Linked DNA regions of Homo sapiens: region 1 is linked to region 2. Evidence: read pairs that join two places in POLR2A ChIA-PET (ENCODE). Cell type or tissue: A673. All regions are shown on one strand. Each heading gives the region's core, and the rest is flanking DNA. Links, peaks and the distances in the headings are about the cores only.

Region 1 (2,914 bases), core at 277-2,776, 110 kb before region 2:
GCTGCTTCTGGGTGAATGATAATGATAAATAACAAAATGCATGACCATCAGTGGAGAAAGGTAGTCTAAAGGCCCAGATTCAAAATTTAAAATACATGAGAAGTCTTTACCTTTTCTAGCAGATTAATTTAACTGGAATTCATTTATTGATGATGAGTGTTAACCTCCGTCTTATTGAAAAAGAAGTCTGCTTAAGTAACCTTTTGTCCTGCTTATCTATTTCAAAGTTGAACGTTAGCATCTTTTAGGGCTTTAAATGTGAAATTTAAGTATAATGGATAAAATGACTAATGATTTGTTTCATTTTCATTCAGGACACTGGTATTTCTTTTTCAGGGAACAGCCATGTTCTCTTACATTCGTTTGATTAATAAAGGTTAAAAACCCACCCTAACAGCATATAACTTAATTTTTTCCAACAGACTATTGATAACTGCTTAAGAGGGACAGTAACTGATTGTCTTGTATATGATGGTGGAAAAATTTTGAACATCAGATATCTCTGATTTCATTTTAAAGGCCATGAAGGCCCCTGAACTGAAGGAGAAGCTCGAAGAGTCTGAAAAGCTGATAAAAGAACTAACAGTGACTTGGGAAGAGAAGCTGAGAAAAACAGAAGAGATAGCACAGGTAGCTTGATAATTTAGCCCTAAAATATTGGGATTCTTTTTCACTTATTGTCTTTTCTGTGTAGTTTGCTGTCATCTTCAGAAAGTCTTTTTTTTTTTTTTTTTTGAGACGGAGTCTCACTCTGTCGCCCAGGCTGGGGTGCAGTGGCGTGATCTCGACTCACTGCAACCTCCACCTCCCGGGCTCAAGCAGTTCGCATGCCGTAGCCTCCCGAGTAGCTGGGATTACAGGTGCCTACTACCATGCCTGGCTAATTTTTATATTTTTAGTAGAGATGGGGTTTCACCATGTTGGCCAGGCTGGTCTCAAACTCCTGACCTCAGGTGATCTGCCAGCCGCAGCCTCCCAAAGTGCTGGGATTACAGGCATGAGCCACTGCACCCAGCCTCAGAAAGTCTTTTAAGGGCCCTTTTCTGCTGAACCAGAGATTGCAAAGATCACTTTTTTTTTTTTTTTTTTTTTTGAAGACAAGGTCTCCCTCTGTCACCCAGGCTGGAGTACAGCAGCTCAATCACAGCTCTCTTGCAGCCTCAACATCCTGGGCTCAAGTGATTCTCCTCCCTCAGTCCCCCCAAGTAGCTGGGACCACAGGCATGTGCTACCATGCCCAGCTAATTTTATCTATTTTGTGTAGAGCTGTGGTCTTATTTTGTTGCCCGGGCTGGTCTCAAACTCTGAGCTCAAGTGATTCTTCTGCCTCAGCTTCCCAGAGTGCTGGGGTTACAGGCATGAGCCACTGTGCCTCGCCCAGCAAAGATCACTTTTAGACATTGACGTCAGGTCTTTTTATCAATGTACAGTTTGGCCTGTATATTTGCTAGACGTGTTAGATAGCACTAAATTTGAACAAGCATGGTTACAGAAAATGTCATTCATATTTCCTGCTCTTCACATTTAAACGAAAGTCTGCCTTGTGATTTTTTTTTTTTTTTTTTTTTTTTTTTTTGCAGACAGAGTCTCTCTCTGTCGCCCAGGCTGGAGTGCAGTGGCGCAATCTCGGCTCACTGCAACCTCCGCCTCCTGGGTACAAGCGATTCTTCTGCCTCAGCCTCCCGAGCAGCTGGGACTAGAGGCTTGCGCCACCACTCCTGGCTAATTATTTTTGTACTTTAGTAGAGATGGGGTTTCACCGTGTTGCCCCAGCTGATCTCAAACTCCTGAGCTCAGGCAATCCACCCACCTTAGCCTCCCAAAGTGCTAGGATTACAAGTGTGAGCCACTGTGCCCAGCCTTGTTTTGTGATTTTTAGATCACCTGGCAAAGCATGAGGCTACCTGATTTTTATTTTATTTTATTTTATTTTTATTTATTTAATTTTTTATTGAGATGGAGTCTTGCTTTGTCACCCAGGCTGGAATGCAGTGGCGCAATCTTGGCTCACTGCAACCTCCGCCTCCCCAGTTCAAGCTATTCTCCTGCCTCAGCCTCCCAAATAGCTAGGACTATAGGTGTGTGCCACCACAACTGGCCAATTTTTGTATCTTTTGGTAGAGTCAGGGATTCACCATGTTGGCCAGGCTGGTCTCAAACTCCTGACCTCAGGTGATCCACCCGCCTTAGCCTCCCAAGAGGCTACCTAATTGACAGAGAATTTGTAACGTATAGCATATCATAATTTTTCAATGTATTTGATTCTTTGGGCTTGTTAGGAAATGCTGTATGTTTATATTTTAACTTTTACTTAAGTTAAAATATAAAGGAAGGACTAATTCTCGGGGTTATGTGCATTATGAATTTCTCTACATTATATATTTCACGAACATTTTTAATCTCATTGATCATTTGGAAATATTGGACCATCCCAATCACGTAGCTTAACAGCAGTCACTGGAACCCAGTCCAGCCTTCTGCTGATGTGTTTCTTATAGATATCGTTCACACCCACACATACCCCTACACCTCACTCACTGTCCCGCTTAACATTGCTTTATGTTTCTCCATAGTACTTAACACCATTGGAAATTCTATGTACCATATTGACTTAACTGTTTTCTTATGGCCTGTCTCCTCCCACCAGAATATAACTTTTCATGAAAGACGGGACTTCATTGGGTTCAGTGCTGTATTCCCAGCCCGAGATCAATACCTACTACATTGTAGACTCTAATAAATATATCTTGAATGAATGAATGAATGAGTGAATACAAGGCCTTCCGCAGTAGAGACCCAACCTTCTCTTCCAGCCTTAACTCTCACTGCTTTCTGATATTTGCCAGGGGTTCTTGGCCCCTGAAATCATCTAGTATGTCCAGAACCTTTCTTTAGTGTGCTTCCGTATGCCATG
Region 2 (2,914 bases), core at 176-2,675:
GATTATAGGCATGAGCCACCGCGCCCGGCCAGAGATGTACTTTAATAAACAATATTGAGTTTTTTAAAAACTACTCGATGAAAATAATGTAATACCACCCCCAAAATAGTATAAAACACACTGGAATTTGAGTCAGGAGATGTCCATTCTGTCACTTAGTCACAAAATTGTGACTTTGAGTATTTAACCTAAGCTCTCTGAGCCTCGGTTGCCTTTTTTCTTTTTTTTTTTGAGACGGAGTCTCGCTCTGTCGCCCAGAGTGGAGTGCAGTGGCGCGATCTCAGCTCACTGCAAGCTCCACCTCCCGGGTTCACGCCATTCTCCTGCCTCAGCCTCCCGAGTAGCTGGGACTACAGGTGCCCGCCACTACACCCGGCTAATTTTTTGTATTTTTAGTAGAGACGGGGTTTCACCGTGTTAGCCAGGATGGTCTCGATCTCCTGACCTCGTGATCTGCCCGCCTCGGCCTCCCAAAGTGCTGGGATTACAGGCGTGAGCCACCGCGCCCGGCCTTTTTTTTTTTTTTTTTTTTTTGGTCATACGGAGTCTCACTCTGTCAGCCAGGCTAGAGTGCAGTGGCGCAATGTCGGCTCACTGCAGCCTCCACCTCCCAGGTTCAAGCAATTCTCCTGCCTCAGCCTCCCGAGTAGCTGGGATTACAGGTTCCCACCACCACATCCCACTAATTTTTGTATTTAGTAGAGAAGGGGTTTCACCGTGTTGGCCAGGCTGGTCTCAAAACTCCTGACATCAGGTGATCTACCCACCTCAGCCTCCCAAAGTACCGGGATTACAGGCATGAGCCACCGCCACCTGCCTTTGCGCCGCCTGCCCAACCCTCAGTTGCCTTTAATGAAACAGGAGTAACTCGATGAAAATTTATTAAGTGAATGAATGAATAATAAAATAAAAAAATAAAAAAAAGATTCCCACCTGGACAAAGCGTCACAAAGAACAAGTTCTTTTGTCTAAAGTAGAAATACCTAAAACAATGCAAATAGTATGAGAAATCAGCTTTTTAGCCAAGGGAGCACTTGCTGATAAAGTCTGCCTAAGGTTCAAGTCCATCCAGGCCAAGTCCCCAGAGCACGCCCCCAGGGCTCAGCCAGGAGCAGCAAGCAGCCTAATGCAAGCTGTTCCCATGGCGCCCTCCCTCCTGCCGACTCCCACTCAGACACAGCTGCTACCAGCCAGGACTGCTCTCCACCCGTCAGGAAGCACAGATCTGCATTTCCGGAGCTATAAGGCCCAAGTCCAATGGGCGCTCAGAGGGGAAGCAGAAGGAATAATTCACCCATTACTTGTGGGACTGGCCTAAGAGAACATTATAGTTCCTTTCAACCTGTGAAGTCTGTGATTTCTTTGGTCTCTAACTCCAACTCTGTACCAACCTTTTAGGAAACAAAGGACATTCTGTGCAGGAAAACTTGTTTTCTTTATTTACAGCATCTAGCAGAGTCCTCTGCAGACAGTTGGCATCTGTTATAATATTTTCAGCTTGGAAGAGATACCGCTGCTTAATCAACTTTAAAGGAAAAGATGTACTTCTCGATAATTTGAGCCTGGAACGAGATATTCAGTTCTTAAAATAAAAGAGGTAATTACTGGAACCTGCTTAGGCTACAGTTCATTTCTCTGCCTCCTGCTCAGCCTGCCCCTCTTCTTTGTTCGTAATTTGCTTTGATTATTATTATTTTTTTTTAATTAAAGGTGAGGTCTCACTGTGTTGCCCAGGCTGGTCTTGAACTCCTGCGCCCAAGTGATCCTCTCACGTCAGCCTCCCAAAGTGCTAGGATTTCTAGTGTGATCATCATGCCCAGCTGTAATATTCTTTGCTTTGTTATTTCACATGGAGTAGTATTTTAGTATGCTGATGTCATCATAACAATGCATGACTTTTTGTTGAGTCAAGAAATATTGCTGACTTATAAATATCAACAACCATTCCAGCAGGTGAGTCTTCCCAATCATTGCTCATGAATGACTTTCAGTGAATGCATCTTTAGTCTCTAGGACGTAACCCTTAAGGGCACCAGTTTAGCTCAGCACTCCTACCTCATTTTGGAATAAAATAGGTTGAAGATATTGGCAGCCAAACATGGCCTACCTAGCCATATTCACTTAAAAGAGAGTGAACTCTTCTCTCCAAATAAATTAGGCTGGGGTTTAACAATAAACACATCCATGCGAGCAATCTAAAAAAAACTTACTATGTAATTTATCTACTTTGGGGATATATAAATAGATTAGTCTGTTTCCTCTGTAAGTATCCCCAAACCTTGAAAAACTGGGAGGTTTATATATGCTGATGATTCTCCATAAGAATCAAACAGCATTTAGGTCTCTTGGAAGTTTTTGGTTTTTTCTGAAGCTCAATGGCAAGAATTTAAAAACAAACAAACAAACAAACAAACAAACAAAAAACCCTTTTTTTTAAAGAGACGATGCATCAGTATGTTGCCCAGGCCGGAGTACAGTGACTATTATAGGAGTGATCACAGCGCACTACAGCCTCAAATTCCTGGGCTCAAGGAATCCTCCTGCCTTAGTCTCTCAAGTAGCTGGGATTACAGGTGCCCGCCACCACTTCTGGCTGCTGCAAAATATTTTTGCATCTGACACAGGTTGAAGATACGCTCTTCAGATGGGCTTGTTTGGTGGATTAGATTATGATTTTCAACTTGGAGCATGAACAGGATGATAAAAATGAGCTAAAAGGCCAGGCGCGGTGGCTCACGTCTGTAATCCCAGCACGCTGGGAGGCCGAGGCAGGCGGATCACCTGACGTTGGGAGTTTGCGACCAGCCTGACCAGCCCGACCAACATAGAGAAACCCCCTCTCTACTAAAAATACAAAATTAGCCGGGCGTGGTGGCGCATGCCTGTAATCCCAGCTACTCAGGAGGCTGAGGCA

The links. Peaks named below come from ENCODE experiments on the same cell type or tissue, not always from the same donor. Only the 100,000 strongest peaks of a DNase experiment are listed, where the experiment ranks them.
Region 1: POLR2A ChIA-PET joins it to region 2 with 14 read pairs; 3 of 35 experiments call an interaction of 5 or more read pairs at or near these places.

Annotation. Positions count from the first base shown.
Region 1 is chr6:17,831,677-17,834,590 of GRCh38, reverse strand. It overlaps KIF13A (kinesin family member 13A), which reads left to right. Exons shown (of 39, transcript NM_022113.6): 12 at 520-630. Among named protein-coding and RNA genes, the nearest start is that of NUP153-AS1, 130 kb to the right of the region's middle. In A673, for the core only: a CTCF peak has its summit at 1,134; no DNase peak of the experiment used is centred there.
Region 2 is chr6:17,723,550-17,726,463 of GRCh38, reverse strand. No RefSeq gene overlaps it. Among named protein-coding and RNA genes, the nearest start is that of NUP153-AS1, 18 kb to the right of the region's middle. RefSeq lists a silencer at 992-1,286 and enhancers at 992-1,286, 1,127-1,628. In A673, for the core only: no CTCF peak of the experiment used is centred there; a DNase peak (open chromatin) is centred at 1,203; H3K27ac peaks cover 820 bases.